Regions from separate parts of the Mus musculus genome. Here region 2 is linked to region 1. Evidence: chromatin loops called from intact Hi-C (ENCODE). Cell type or tissue: left cerebral cortex. All regions are shown on one strand. Each heading gives the region's core, and the rest is flanking DNA. Links, peaks and the distances in the headings are about the cores only.

Region 1 (8,334 bases), core at 325-8,324:
GGACAGAGCTCTAGCTTCTGAACCTAATCAAAGACGGCAACTGTGTTCTCACTATAAGTTAATATGCGTCGTATTCTGGTGCATGGGATCAGTCTCTTGGTTTGTGTATTATTTCCCCAGAGCTTGATTACAACAAGGTACCCTGAAGAATTGAAGTGTTTTAGACCTGGACAGGGAAATGCTACTCCCAGGTCAATTGTAAGACCCTGTGTGACCTCGATCTTTGGAAAGGCCCTGTGTGACTGGACGCCTCTCTTTCTGATACTCCATTTCAGCTTTTACTCACAGCCTTATAACTAACTTTCACAGTGTGGCAGATTCCATTTTCTAAGTACAATAACATCTCACCAGCCTGTGGTACCCATCCTAGATGTCTTTGACATTCCCTGCAACAAAGAGTGAGGTTGATAATGCTTCAGGTGGATGTGACAAGAGTTATGATTAAAGCAGAGGTGACACTGTGCCACTTTAGAAAGGCAAGTCCTAGAGGACAGTGCAGGCTCTCCCCCTTGTTTATTCACTCCAGAACCTAGTCACTGTAAGGGAAAAAGCCAACTAGCCCAGGAGGAGGAGTGATGGTCCCGAGTCAAAAGCATCGCTTGTGAATCTTCCGCACTGGAAATCCTGTAGTACCCAAGAAACAGCTCACAGGCCCCGTATGGAGCACAACTGAGCTGTCCCCACTGAGCCCTGTCCACAGCACAGGTTAGCGAGCAAGCTGATGGGTGTGTCCTGCTGTTTTGAAGCAGTGGGTGATGTAGCGCCTTTTGTGCTGACTAAGCACAGGCTACATCAAGTCATCAGGGTCCTGGGAGGGCTGCTCAGCTGGAAAGGGGGCTTGCCACACAAACCTGGGTTCAGATCCCCAGCACACACATAAGGATGTGGGCACAGTTAGTACACACTTGTCATTCTAGCCCTGGGAAAGCAGATGCAAGCAGATCCCAGGGTCTGTTCCATGAGCTCCTCGTTCAGTGAGAGACCCTGTCTTGAAATAATGTAAAAAATAATGGAGGTCGCATGATGTCAAACTCTGACCTCCAACTGCGCACACACATACACATGTACACACACTCCTACATGCACGCACACATGCATATACACACATGTACTTGTTCATGCAAACACACGAGCATACACACATGCATGCATATATGCATGCAAGTGCACACACATGCACACAAACACACACACATGCATACACACATTTGGGCAAGTGCACACAGATACACAAATGCACACACAAACACACAAACATGCGCATGCGCGCACACACACATGAAAGCTTTTTGGGTTGGATTTTTTAAGTGTATAGGAATAAAGAACTATTTAACTTTATAGATCCAAAATCATATTAAACTTGTGTTACCTTCACGTTGCCATGTTTTGTGAGTTGTATGTAATCTCTGGAACCGGGCTCTGAAGTGATATAACCCAGAAATATCACTTGATTTGAACAATTTTTCAGCAGTTTTGACACTGCAATAGCCTGTAGCTTCCTGTCAAGGTCATCTCTAAAAAAAAATGCAAAAAGGAGTCTCTTAATTATATGTATAAATCAATTAAAAGAAAAACAGGTAACCAACTTCCCTCAAAATATCCCCAAACAGGGTACTAAACCAGAGCTATTTCTGTTGGGAAAAGGTTTAAATTTTCACAATGAACAAGACGTAGATCCACACTTCAAACTGGGCTTGACAAACGCTTGACTGAGAAAAACCTTTCTGTAAAAACCAGTGAGTCAGTCTCATTCAAACATCTTCCTTAGGGCTGCAGAGATAGCTTTGCACTTAAGAGTACTCGCTGCTCTTGCAGACAAATGGAGTTTGGACATGTCAGGCATCCATGTCAGCCAGCTCACAACCACCTGTGACATCACCGTCAAGGCATCTGTTACACTCTTTTGGCCTCCTCTGGCTCCCACCCTCACATGGACATCCCCACTCACAGGGACACACATACACATAGTTAAAAATAAATCAAATCTTTACATTTCTATTCCAAACACGGAATCTGTTCAACTTTTTTTCAGTATTAACAAATCATGGCAGGTACGGAGACGTGGCTCAGAGGCAGAACGCTTGCCAACACACACACACACACACACACACACACAAAGGCTCTGCGTGTACTCTCAACATTCCGAGTAAATTTAACACACAGTGAAAGAAGAAAGTGTGGCAGTGACGTGAGATCCGGTTGTTAGGATCACAGCTAAAGAATGAATACCAAAGTAAAGGATCCAGGGCACTCATAAGAGGGAGGGATGTAACCTTCACAGAACAGCCTGGGCTTGTGTAGCCTACACCCTTACTTCAACGGAACATTTTTTGAATGTCTCCTCTGCTCTCTCGCCCAAATACTGACTGGGTATCTGGCTTTTAGTAGACTAATTACTGTAGGTATGAACAGAAAAATAGGCAAGTACATTGAGCTTTCAAGGGACTTACAGATCCAGAAAAAAACCTCGCTTTTGATAGGACCTATCAAGAGAATAGAGGCACCTCAGGAACTTCAAACAAAGTGAATTTAATACAGGGAGTTGGGCTGGGCATGGTGGCGCACGCCTTTAATCCCAGCACTCGGGAGGCAGAGGCAGGTGGGTTTCAAGACCAGCCTGGTCTACAGAGTGAGTTCCAGGAAAGCCAGAGCTACACAGAGAAACCCTGTCTCGAAAAAAAAAAAAATACAGGGAGTTGGTTACTTGAGTGATGAGAAGCCAATCAGGGAGCAGAGATACAATCAGAGGTTGGCAGCACTAGAAGACGGACAGACAGAAGTGACACTACAGAGTCAGTAGGAAGTAAACTCTGGCTAGAGGGGGGTGGGCTAATGCAGGGGCTGCCGCCATAGAAAAGACTCTACTGCCAGAGAAACCAGAAAAGGGGTAAGACATGCTCTGGCTTCTCCCTTTTGTCATCTTCCAACCTTGTGCCTTTTGTTGACTAAATCCACCTAGAAAGCAGAAGACAAAGGACTCTGGGAAATGCCATTCCTTGCACTGTAAAGACACCGGTGGGTGCAAGGAATAGATCCATGCGTAGTTGACAAACAGAGGCATTTTCCTAGAAAGATGGGGGAGTGTTACAGGAACAGAGCGAGATGGGGGAAGATCACTGGGAACCAAGAGGACTGGAGAGATCTGAAGGAGACTTGAAGACAGGAGCTAGCAGAGAACAGGTGCTGGATGGCCACTGTTAGCTAACACTGTTTCAAAATTGTTTGTGAAAATGTGTGGAAAGAAGGGAATGTCACTTAGTGCCCTTGGATCCCAGCAGTACATCTATTTGTGCCAATGACTCTGTAAGGACAGGGAGTGTTGTTGCTGCTGCTGTTGTTCCTATAGTCTGGTTTCACATGTAGATCCAAGCACTTCTGAATCCAAGCACATTTGTTCTGAATTCTTCCTAGTTGTGTGACCCTGACGGTCCACATCATCTAACCTCTCTCCACCTAGTGTCTTTATCTATGAAAAGGACCTTAATATGGCACTTTGCCCATACTACATGAAGATTAAACATGGTCACACATGTATGAAGAACTACCACCCAAGAAACAGTCATGGGCTCATATGGCCATTTGCATCCCAGATGCACAAACAACCAGCAACACAGGGACAATAATCTAAGGATTTTTGTTTTGTTTGTTTGTTTTGAGATAGGAAGTCAAAAAGGCTACTTCATTTTTAAAAAAATCAAAGTGATATATATGTTAATAGTATTTCCTGGCATTTGTATACTATCAAGTAATCCAAAGAAACTCACTCATGATTCCCAAAGTGTGTCACCACAAAATCCACCAGTCTGTTGGAGACGTTAACTGTCATGGTTATGGCTGGTGCGATCTCGCCCTCTGGCGACGGAAGAAGGTGATGTTCCGATCTGACAATCGGGTACCGAGACAGCACCATAATCCTGTAGAAATGAGAAAAAGCAGAGCAGTTTGATTCTCAGGCTGTCATGAAGATGAGACAAAGGAAGTGCATTCAAAGGCCATGTCACGTGGCAGCTATCCACCGAGGGGCACTCAGAGCAGGAGTGTGGTGAAGACTCCTGTGGAAATCTGATCGCTGGTTCACTGCCTCTTCCTATTCAGCCTGTCTTGCTGTGTTCATCACAGGACCAGAAGCGTTGCGGCAAATGCCATGGAGGCGTGAAACCAGCATCATTGATAAAATGAAAAACCCACCTGGCTTGTGCTGTTACTGTAACAACATCCCAAGGCCACTACCATGAGCTCTCTCTCTCTCTCTCTCTCTCTCTCTCTCTTTCTGCCCCTTGTTTTCTCCATGCATAGTGTGGATCACAGTCTCAGACTATCTGGTTTATTTCTTTGTGAACGTGTTTCTAGTTGTCCTTCAGTCTCTGCAAAGGACTGGTTCCAGGATACCCACAAAAACACACATGTTCAGATGTTCACCCTATGTAAAATCATATCACATTTACATACAATCTGTACACGTCTTCAGCTGCGTGTATTAACTCATTTCTAGGCTGTCTTATAGCCTCTAAATTAAGGCCCATACATTACTTGAATCTAATAGAGTTCATAATGAGTGGCAAATCCAGGTCTTACCTTTTTGGAAACTTTCTATTTTTTACAGACTTTTATTTACTTATTTATTTGTTTATCTATCTACTTACTTATTTATTGGGGACTGGGTATGCACCTGTCTGTGCTCACAGGGGCCAAAAGAGGGAGTCAGCTCCCTCAGAGCTAGAGTTTTGGTATTTGCAGAGACGCTGAATTTGCTATGTGTGGTGGGATCTTAACTCTGGTCCTCGTGAATGCACAGCAAGTGCCTGGAGCCGCCCAGCCATCTCTCTAGCCCCAGTCTTTGGAGCGCTCTAAACTTTTTCAAATATGTTCAATGTCAAATTGTTTGAATGCAGGAGCAATGACGCTAAAGGCCAGGCCAACTGTGTTCTTGTCTTTTACACTACAATGTAAGTTACCTGAAAATATTAGACAGGCCCAACATTACAACTTCACCCCAACCTTGAAGAACTGATCTGTATGAAGAAGCAGTAATGTCCAGCCCTCAGGAGTCACTGTGAAAATCCATGGCTACGCACAGTGTTAGCACTCCCCTGCCACTGAGTCACTGAGACATGGTCACAGGACAATGTCAACTTCCCAGCCCAAGCCACAACTGCTGCTTCTTCGCATTAATTCCGAAGCTACACTCACCCCCAGGTGTGATCCCTGGTGCTTGGCCCAAAGTCTGTGTAGAAACCCAGCTTCTCCCCCAGCCACATTGTTAAGTCGTTGTTCCCTATATAGGGCTTGGAAGCATCGCTCTCCAAAATGGTGATAAAATCTGCACCTGTTTGGGGGAAAGGGGACGGAAAAGCAGCCAGAAAGGAAACCACAATATAAAAAGCAATTAGCAAGAACTTGATGGATTTCATTATTGTTTTGTTTTGTTGGGGCAAGGGCTGGCCTCAAACTCATGATTTTCCTACTTCTTCCTCCCAAGTATAGATGTATACCACCACGCCCAGCAGAATGCTATTATTATTGAGCCTTGCCTTCACTCATAAACCCCAAAATAATTCATTCTTATGTGTCACCAAAAGAATATGACTCAAATCTGTGCTGGGCACTTAGAATTTAATAAAAGCATCGGGCATTTTAAAGAAGGAGAAGAGCATGGATTTTTTTCTATACTTTTAATTTTTTAATTTTTTTGTTTTTTTGTTTTGTTTTCTTTTGTTTGTTGGATTGTTTGTGACAGAGTTTCTCTGTGTAGCCCTGGCTTCCCTGGAATTAACTCTATAGACCAAGCTGGCTTTGAACTCACAGATCTGCCTACCTCTACCTCCTGAGTGCTGGGATTAAAGGCATGGGCCACCACTGCCCGGCTCGTTTTTTTTTTTTTTTTTAAATAGTCTTGACACTTTCCTCAGAAGTTCTAATAATTTTCATGTCGTTTACAAATTCCCAGCTTATGTTCAGAAACAATAAAATAGTGTCCATCAGCTTTTTATGTTTTTGAGACAGGGTCTTGTGTATCCCAGGCTGGCCTCTTAATGTAGCTAAGGATGACCTTGAACTGCTGTCCTATCTCCACCCCAAGAGTGCTGGGGTTTACGGGGAAGCACCACCATGCCTGCTTTACTCAATGGTGGGAATTGAACCCAGGGCTTTGCCTATAGTGGGCAAGCGCTTTACCCACTAAGCCACATCTCCAACCCCACAATGACATTTTCAAGGCAAAAAAAAAAAAAAAAAAACTCCATGGTATTGGTATAAAAATGAGTTTATTAGCTTTTCTTAGACTCTGGACTGCTGGGTCTGAGTGAGCGTTCTAATCAGGACTAAAGCACTGAGCTCATAAAGACCCCAGAACACTTCTCAGGAGGTGGCCTTCACGTGGGGAACAGCCAGAACCTTTAGTCCTTTACAGTCATGCTGCATGCACCACGAAGTGTGCAGACCTAGATCCTCACACTCTGCAGGATGCTTCATAAAAAGAGAACTCCTCAAGGGCTCGGAGACAAGAAAGACTGGCCCTGGGGCTTTAAGAAACAATTGTTTTCCTTTTTTTTCATGTGCATCCGTGTTTTTCCTGCATGCACCCCTGTGTGAGGATGTGAGATCCCCTGCAACTGCAGTTACAAACAGGTGTGAGCTGCCATGTGAGTGTTGGGAATTGCACGTAGGCCCTCTGGAAGAACAGTCAGTGCTCCTAACCACTGAGCCATCTCTCCAGCCCCTGAAAACAATGTTCACTGTACACTCAACTCTTTCTGCTTTACAGTCCATTACGTTCTTAGTCCCCAGCAGTAGATCCCCAGATGGCAGGAGCAGAAACATCTCTAACAACAAAGGCATGAGATGAATCTCCTGTTGCTACCCAGTAGGATGGGCTGTTCAGGATCAATGGATTGATTGCTCTAAAGGACAGCTGTGGTATGAGATTATAGACCTGACCACAAGGTGACGCTTCCTTAGGAACTTAACACACACACAGCAATACTAAGACCGGGGGACTTGGTGAAAACAAAGAGAACAAGAGTGGTTTCTCAGAACCTGGAGCCAGTTTCAGAAGGACTCACTCACCTGTCTCCTTGAGCAGTTGAGCAGACCTCTCTAGATTGGGCCAGCCTTCATTGTCATATCCAAACCTAAAAGGCCAGATGGCAGCAGAGACCACTGTTGCTGGTGCCTGAGGAATTATTGAAGTGATAATTTTTGTATAACTATGAGCAATGGAAGTTTGGGGTCCCAGCCTTCTTTGCCTCTCTCCTATTAAAATTCACATTTCAGCAAAGAAAATCCCATAGACATTTATCCATATTTAATTCATAAAAATAGGGAGCTTACCCTATGGTCTTCTCAAAGCAAATTTATGAACTAGTTTAAACTTGGCTGCTCAGACAAATGTTTGGAACGTGTTTCTAATAGCCATTGCTTATAGTAGCTCTCTCTCTCTCTCTCTCTCTCTCTCTCTCTCTCTCTCTCTCTCTCTCTGTGTGTGTGTGTGTGTGTGTGTGTGTGTGTGTGTGTGTGTGTGTGTGTGCAAATAAGGAAATAAGGAAAAACCACCTTCCTCAATGTTATGGCTTAAACGTCAAGTTTCCCAGATGCCCATTTGCTCAAACCACTGTCTGGGGAGAGCGTAGCGCCCATGCAGGCAGTTATGGAACATTTGGGGCATGTAGCCACACTGGCAGGTGAAGGGCTGTAAGGGCAAGGCTTATGAGTTTATGTCCCCGATGTGCCCAGATGTAACGGGTCACCAAGCAAGCTCCCACCACCACAAAGAGCCCCACCCACTATGCCTCCCCTCCCCTGAAACTGTGAGCTGGAATAACTCCTTCTCCCAGCCTGTTCTAACTGGCATTTTGTCCCAGCAATGAGGTAAGAGCCTTCACTTCCAGCACTTAGCAGAGGCAGGAGGATCTCTGTGACTTACAGAGTAGCCAAGGCTACATAGAGAAACCATGTCTTAAGTGTGTATATGTGTGTGTGTGCATACATATGTGTATGCATGTGTGTGTGTATGTGAGTGAAATTATTTGCCTGATGTATGTGTGTGTGAATGTTTGTATATGTGTGTGTGTGAGTGCATGCACACATGCCTTCATATGAGTATATGTGTGTATGCATGTGTGTGTGTGAGCGAAAGTATGTGCATGAGAGTCTGTGTGTATGTATGTGTGCATGTTTGTGTGATATTTGTGTGCATGTGTGAGCATGTATGCATGTGAGTGCATGTGTATATGTGTGCGCATGCACATGTGGGGTGTGTGTGTGTGTGTGTACATTCTAAATCTCTGTACTTCTATACTACTCTACTCAGAAAACCTCTTTCTTGGACCACTGAAA
Region 2 (8,334 bases), core at 305-8,304, 100 kb before region 1:
AAAGCTTTCCCCACGGCCCTCCACACCACCATCCCTTCACTTGGCCACCAGAGCTTTACACAAACACTGGCTACCGTTCTAAGCCCTCCCCAAACTCAAGGCCCTTCTAGTTCTGACAGATCCCCACTGTGGGGTAATAACCGCCCTGAGAAGCTGTCTTTTCACCACCAAAGGTTGGACTGCTAGTCTGTACCTGTGTCTGCCCCTCTCTCTCACTCATGCACGCCACCAATTTGTGTGCTGAAATCTTAATTCCTCAAGGTGACTGTGGGCATTATGCCGAGGATGGCTTTACCCCAGGCACACAGGGAAGAATGCATTACATTCAAGGGTCATTAATAACAAAACCACAGTAAACAAGGGCAAGGGAGGATGCGAAGTAGTTAGGAGGGAGATGGGTGAGGGTCACCAGGAGAAGATGGGAAGAGTAGTCAACTGTTAGGAGCAAAAGATATACATGCTTCATAAGATTTTAAACAAGCAAGTTAAAAATATTTTTAAATTTTTGGAGGTGAATTTTGGACTGAGTCACGAAGGCAAAGCCTCTGTGAATGGAACTAATGTCCTTAAAAAGCAGCCTAAAGAAACTCATTTGTCCTAACCAGTGGGTGAGCACACAGCCATAAGGCACTCTTTGACAAGCCAGTTCCAAGCGGTCCCTAGATTCCAAAGCTGCTGGAGCCTCGGCCTATAGCTTCACCCAGAACTGTAAGCAACAAACTTCTGCTATATCAATTTAAATAAAGTAAAATGTGTGTCACTGCATAGAAATGCAGGTTTTTATCATAGGCACATGGGTTCCAACTTGAATCTAAAGTATTTAACAGGACATATTTAATAAAACAAAAATGACCAAAACCCAGGGGAGAGATCTCAAACAGAAGACAAACTAAAAAGACAGACCACTTCCATTTCAGTCCACACAGCCACTTCCCTTTGAGGTTTTCTGTGGACTAGGTAAACACATCTTACAAGCACAGGACTTAGTGATTCAACTAGCAGAATGACTAATATTTCTGAACTTTTAAAGTATTATTTCTAAGTCCTGCCCCTAATGGACTTTGACTTGGTGACAAGTCACCTTCATGGTCAACCTGGCTGCACTTAGAATCACCCAGGAAGCGTAACTCTCAGTGCCTGCTGAAGGTGTTTCCAGAGAGATGACTCAGGGGTGGGCACCCACCACGCTGAGTGTGGGCAGCAGCACCCCCGGGGCTGGGGTCCTGAATGGGACCAGAAGGAAGGATAAAGATGACAGTGTGGTTCATATGCATCTGGAACGAATTTATAGGAGGAATGTGGAAGAGTTTAAAGCTGCAAAGCCTTCAAGGCTAGCAAAGTTCATAAGCAGAGCTTACCCGGCAAGCCTGGTCAAAGTGTGGAAGACTAGAGTGCCAAGGAGGCACATAGGAACTCACCGGCTCTCAGGAGGGCACGTGGGTGGGGGATGGAGCTTTGGGAACTGGACTGGAGATCAATCATATTTGCCAAGGAACTGTCACACGCCTGTTCATGTCCTAAAAACCTGAAGGCTGAGTTCAAAAGTAGTGGTCTATTTTGTCTATTTCAAGACAGTGTAAAATGTTCAAGCTGTGGCGTGGCTCACGTGTGTTCACCTACGTTTATTTACAGTCAAGAGAACAGGAAGGAAGGAGCGTGAACACGGCTAGAGGTGAAGAGTAGCCACTTTGGCGAGGGTTCAAACCATTTTAATACTGGGATCAAGACCACAACTGAGCACTGCTGACCAGCTGGAGCTGTACAGAGACACTGCTCAGCAGAACCCTCAGCCTGGGTCACACTAAACACACTTCAAAATGCAGCAATGCAGACTCACTCGAAAACTCTTATTTGGAGAGCGACTGATTCAAGTGGCACCAGGAAGGAGGCCACCTAGGAATCCTTAGGAAGGTCCTTCCCCAGGTTCAGGGGCTGCTGCAGCTCTGGTCAGGTTGTGTTTAGAGCTGGCAGCACAACTTGGCACAGGTGCTATTTTTTAGGCATGCACAGTACAAGAATTACGGAGTCAGCCAGGCGGTGGTGGTGCACGCCTTTAATCCCAGCACTCAGGAGGCAGAGGCAGACGGATTTCTGAGTTCAAGGCCAGCCTGGTTTACAGATTGAGTTCCAGGTCAGCCAGGGCTATACAGAGAAACCCTGTCTCCAAAAAACAACAACGACAAAAAAAAAGAACTACGGAGTCATGGAGAGAGAACTGCCAAGGTTCCCTAAGGATGCTGACATCAGGCAACATGTAGTAGAAAGGAGATTCTGCCCAGAACTCCGAGTGGGCAGTGCGTCACGCAGTGGAACTAAAGCCCGTGTTATGATATAGATTCCGAAATCCCACAGATGGCAGCCAGGAAGGTGGGCATGTTTACTGAGGAACCTTTGCAAGTACAAGGAGAGCTGGCCCGAGAGAGACACCATTTGTTCCACAGGTGACAAGCAGAAGGGGGCGGGGGGTAGCATGGCTACTCCAGCCCAGTGGAGCGCAGAGAAAGCCATTTCGAGCCCTCAGATCCTGGGCACGGAGCTTCAAGGTTTTGTGTCCATTTAGGGTTTCTGGTCTCACTTAGGCTGATCTTTCCTGCTATCCTCCCAGTTCCCTGTTTTGGGAATCAAAGTGTTTATTCTATATCATAGTACACTGGAAGTATGTTTCTTAACTTTCTTAATTTCACAGGGCTCACAACTAACCGACTGCCTTGACTCTCAAAAGAGAATTTTGGACATCTAAAAAGTGTTGGAACCCTGAGACTATGAAGACTTTTAAGTTGGTCTAAATGCATTTGGCATTCTGAGGTGGCCATAAGCCCAAGCAAAGTGTCCACCCAAGCTCATGTTTGAGAGCTTCCTCTCGAGCTAGCGGCATGGTTCTGAGGGGCTGTGGAGCTCTCGGGAAGTGAGGGCAGGCTGGAGGAAGCAGACCTGCATGCCTCTGCTGCTAGGCCTTCCCATGTCAGACATCTACTCATGGCGTGTGCCAACATAAACCTCTCCTCTCTCTGAACTGCTTCTTGCATTAGTTAGTTTTCTGTCATTTTGATAAAAGGCTTTGATCAAGGTAAGTGAAGGGAAGAACAGGTTTATTCTGGCTTACGATTCCAGAGGGCTAAGAGTCCATCCTGCCGAAGGCACAGTAGCAGGCAACGGGCAGCTGGCAAGCTAAGAGATCGCATCTCAACCACAAGCAAGAAGCAGAGAGAGAAGTACAAGGTGAAGCTATTTGATCTCAAATCCCAACCCAGGGATGTATTTTCTCAAGCCAGGACACACCTCCTCATGTCCCCAAACAGTGCCAGCAACCTGGGGACCAATTGCTCACACTGTGGAGCACATTCTCATTCAAATCACCACACACTTCTTGTCAGGATCCTTTAATGCAAGTCCTCATAGTGTAGTGACCCCCCCCCAGCCATAAAATTATTTTATTGTTACTTTATAACTGTAAGTTTGCTACTGTTATGAATTGGATATAAATAGCTGAGATTTCCAATGGTCTTAGGCAACCCCTGTGAAAGGGTTGACACACCCCCCCAAGGGGTCATGACCCACAGGTTGAGAACCACCCAGATGAATCTTGTTCATGAGTTTTCTTTCCCAGGATGTGGGAACCGGCATATCAGAGCCATTCAAATATTTCCTAAACAGTTGGCTAATCTAGGGAGGCTGCAGGAGGGCCCTTAAAAACTTGACATTGTATAACACTTGAACCACAAAGAACAACAGTTGTACCCTGAATGATCACCTCCAGGTTGAATAAGAAAACTAGTCTCCAGACTTTAACACACAGCAGGTCCTTCTGCCCTTCCAGTGGGTCGTACATCGCCAAGCCCTGGACTTCTAGATTTAGGTCACAGCCACCAGCAGTGACTACACTACATCACAGAACAGAGCCCACAACCAAGAGCTTCAAGGAGTCCTATGTCCCCTACAATGGAGACACTGGCTTCTTTCAGGACATGTAGCACTCAAACACAAGACCTGGTGTGAATAAGAAATCTTGTGAAGATAAATGTCTGGCAGAACCCAAGCCTATAAGAAAATGAGTACCATCCCTTCAAGAACAGATGAGCGTGGGCCTTTGAGCACAGGCCTGAGAGATGGCGCTGCCTCTGGAGAGCTGAAGGAAATCCCCACACGCCACGTATCCACATCTGTCCCAAGGACACTCTGAGCAGCTACGAAATTCCCTTTCTGACAGCAGCAGGGAAAGCAATGAGGCAAGGATGGGTCAGCAGGTTCCAACGTGACAGACGCCATTACACCGGCATTTCACAGGCCACCACCCCACAACTGTAGTGCACACAGACAAGAAATGTGTCTCTAAAAGGATGGTGACGTCTGCCTATCAGTCCTCTGCCACAGACGATGCTGTTGAGGAAACTGAGTTAAAAACCATGTCTTAGACTTTCTTCCCAGCCTTACTCTCATGAGTCACATATCACTCTCCCTAAGCCCTCAGTTTCCCCATCTGACCAATGTTCAAAATTAAGCCGAGCTGTCTGTTTTCACACTGTGAGGTTCAAACAGGAAAACAGCAAAGAGAAGACACAATGCGCACAGTGCAGGCTGTACCCACAGAGGCACAGGGACACCAATGAATCCATCATGGTTTCAATAAAATTATGAAACTATTTCAGTTACAACTTTAATCCAATAAATTGTAAGTCTGTTATTCTTAGTTATGCGGCAAAGAAAATGATAGAGTACTCCTGGCTCTCAGACTGAAGCTAACTAGCGCTTCCTCTTGGACACCTTCTGAATCATGCCCTCTCCCAAGGTGCTCCTTCCCACAGCTCCTTCCCACAGCTCCTTCCCACAGAGCAAAAGAATTTTTTTTTTGAACGAAACTCTAAAGTAAGAAAGCACTCGTGTATGCATGCACACTCGCGCACACAGACACACACACCAAGTAAATACATAAAGCTACTAATTGTTCTTCTTAGTCTAGACTAAGGGGGTCAACACAGTTAATAAAACTGACTGGATAGACAAAATGTAAAATACACAACAAATTTTTAAAAGAAAGAAAATATAAAATAGCTAAATTCTTAAAGCACAATTATATACTACAGTAATAATGTTTGGGATATCTGTGGCTAAATAAAATGTACTAAAACTTTATATTTTTAATGCCGCTGTTATAAAATTTTGCTTTACATACGTGGCTCACATGCATGGGAAAAGGGAGAATCATTTCCTCCCAGAGCCACTCCTGAGAAATACCATCACTTTCTTTACCATCGCTTTCTTTGCCACATGTTCAACTTATAAACACTTCATTCACTAAGCTAGACCGTCATTATCCTCAGGATGGGGTGTGGTCTTCCCGTGTCTGACCAAGGGAGGCTTGCTACACTACCAGGCTTCTCTTCTCTCACACACCATGTCCTAAGTTCCCAGGAGCCAGGTGCTACCAGAGGAGATTGGAGAGGTCCCTCCTTTACTGTACCCATCTTCCACAGCCCTCTACTAACCACCCGAGACCCTCACAGCCCCGGACTTACTGTAGGGAAGTCATTCCTTTCAGCCACTCCTGTAGAGTAAAATAGCCCATGTTTTGTGCATCCAATTTCCAAGCTAGGACAAGCATAACTACCTGTTAAAAGACAGAGATACAGCAACACATCAGACCTGGGCAATTAGCTACTCCCACGTCCTGCATGAGCTTCAGCCCACGTGGCCCAGTCACCGCAGTGTGAAGGGTGGCTTCAAAACTGAGTGAGTCTGGGTTTGACAAAGATAATAGAATAAAACTAGTGATAAAATTATTTTTATTTTAAAACATTAAATTTAAAAATCAGTGGTTTTTTTTTTTTAGATTTAAAGAGGTCAAAATATGATTGATAAATAAAGGTAAAAGAAATGTGATTTATAAATTAGTGGGCTACTAAGAAGTTTCTCTCCCAAAGGGCACACTATACGGTCTTCACATTATGCATAGTACATTTTCTCCTAGCTCAGAGGTGTACTGCAACTCTGATGTGTTAAAATCAATTTACCCAGGTAAACCAACCACATTCTTAACTGACTCTGCGTATTATCAAGCTTGGTCTCTATTCAGTTCTGTCACAAAGGCCAAAAGTAAATGTGAGATCCACACGGATGGTAGCCCGGATAGGGAGAGCCCAGGCGCCTCAGGCCTACACTAACAACTGCAGGCCAGTAAGGACTGCCAGTCAGGACTGCCAAGAGCAGGAGAAATAGTCTTCTCTGGGCAAAAGTGTATGCGCATGCACGTGCACACACACACACAAACACACACACACACATACACACATACAAAAACACACAAACACACATACACACACAAACACACATTCACACAAACACACACACACACAAAAACACACAAACACACATATACACAAACACATATACACACACACACAAACACATATACACACAAAACCACACAAATACACAGACACACACAAACACACATACACACACAAACACACAGACACATACACACCAATTAATGAAAAAAGGTCATGAATTTTACAAAGCAAAGAGGATGGGTTTTGAGGAAGAAAAGGGAAGGGAATCCTGTTTTAGTTTTTCTACTAATTTGTATCTAGTTTGTAACAGATGTACTAGTGTTTTTAAAGTTTTGCATAAAAACATGGTTAATAAGCAGCTAAAAGTGAAGGAACATGAATTTACACACATGAATGCTCGTGCACGCACACACACGCACACACACACACAGTTAAACAGCTACAGTGGACACTCATCATCCTGGGGTTAAATCAGTGAGAAAGCTATGTGTTTTTAAGGACTCCCACCCCTTAGTAAATGAAAGGATATTGACTTTTATGGGCCTGATACAATCAGGAAGCAGGGAGTGAAAATATCTTTAAAGTGCTATTAGCAGAGGTGAAAAAGGCTTTACAACCAACCACTGCCCTGACTGTTGCTCTGCTTGCTTTGCAGGCCGCAGCCTGAGGACACAGTACGTTGGGGTTTATTAAACAGCACTTGTCACCTCAGGCTATGAAATACCACCGCTCCCTCTGTGTCGACAGAACTGAAGCATGCAGCACATACTTGGAAACAACCCAAATCTGAATTTAGTCTTTTAGTCCCCCACATAATTTTACATATCAAGACTGTCTCTTCCTACAGAAACAGAGTCTAAGGGTTCCTAACTGCCAGCAAAGATGCCAGGAATAGCTGCCTTTTCTCGAGAGCTGTTATTGGTGAGGAGCTTCGAGCACTTTCCTTTTCCAGTCAGAATCAAAGCCGGATCATCTCACATGGAGGCAGGCTTTTTGCCTCAGTGAACCGTTCAGCTCATCCCTCAGGTCCGGCACCCTAACCCTGAACTCCACTCTCTCTCAACTGCGGCCGCCTGCCCCCTCCCATCTCCTCTTTGTCCCCTTCCTTTCTCTAACCCCTGCCAGGCCAACTCCCTCCCAGCCTTGAGCACCAGTCATCTTTCCTGCACAGCAGAGCCACCGTGTGAAACACCGATGACCTGCTCCCTGCAGCGTTTAGACCAAGGTGAATAATTTACCAAAATACTGGAACTAGAACACCTTAAAATAATTTTTAAAAATTTCAAAACAAAAATCCATATGATGAAAACATTCTAAAGGTCCTTTAGAAAATGTAACTCTTCTCTTGGAGACACTGTGGGGAGGGAGCAGCCCCAAGGCAGGAAAGGCAAAGGGGAAATGAAGACCAAAAGGTATAAACCCACTCCCAGTTTTCGTTAGAAGCACAGTGTACACCATGGGCACCAGATGCCTTTAAAAGGGACAGTCCCTTGAGACCTCCTCCAGACTGTCACCTCCCTTAGGACCTGCCAGGTTTGCTGTACTGGCAGCTAGAGGAAAACCAACTTGCATCATTTATGAACCAGGGCACATGTGTCATTTTTCATTTTAGTGTAACATATTTATTATATGAGAACAAGATAGACTATTTAACAGTTGTGATGCAGAGAACTAGGCAAAAATAATTAAGCATATATAAAATAATTCTAAATTCTGAGGGAAATATTTAGTGCATTTACACTAAAAATCAGTCAGTTTTTGAGTTAAGTTCAATTAGAAGTGAAAGACCTGTGGGAAATTTATGGTAATTACCACCTACTCAGCCCTTTATGAATAAGTATTTAAAATCTGGAGCTCTTTATTAAGCGGGAACAGCTACTGAGGGGGATAAAGGTACAGCACAGGGTGACTAGTACCCACTATTCATCTGGCACTGTGGGTACGCATGCCCACACCCTTCTTATACATCAGAATTAATCACTTAATGTACAAGAAACCAACCCAGTAAATGACCAGGCCAGGCAGTGGTGGCGCACGCCTTCAATCC

The links. Peaks named below come from ENCODE experiments on the same cell type or tissue, not always from the same donor. Only the 100,000 strongest peaks of a DNase experiment are listed, where the experiment ranks them.
Region 2: it touches region 1 in a loop (5-fold over the local background); 15 of 42 quality-filtered maps call a loop at or near these places.

What each region holds. Positions count from the first base shown.
Region 1 is chr5:73,427,404-73,435,737 of GRCm38, reverse strand. It overlaps Cwh43 (cell wall biogenesis 43 C-terminal homolog), which reads right to left. Exons shown (of 16, transcript NM_181323.2): 10 at 7,066-7,171; 11 at 5,191-5,326; 12 at 3,765-3,914; 13 at 1,370-1,514. Among named protein-coding and RNA genes, the nearest start is that of Cwh43, 25 kb to the right of the region's middle. In left cerebral cortex, for the core only: a CTCF peak has its summit at 3,854; a DNase peak (open chromatin) is centred at 3,867.
Region 2 is chr5:73,531,877-73,540,210 of GRCm38, reverse strand. It overlaps Dcun1d4 (DCN1, defective in cullin neddylation 1, domain containing 4 (S. cerevisiae)), which reads right to left. Exons shown (of 11, transcript NM_178896.5): 7 at 5,514-5,605. Among named protein-coding and RNA genes, the nearest start is that of Dcun1d4, 45 kb to the right of the region's middle. In left cerebral cortex, for the core only: no CTCF peak of the experiment used is centred there; DNase peaks (open chromatin) are centred at 632, 2,320, 4,768 and 7,146; H3K27ac peaks cover 501 bases.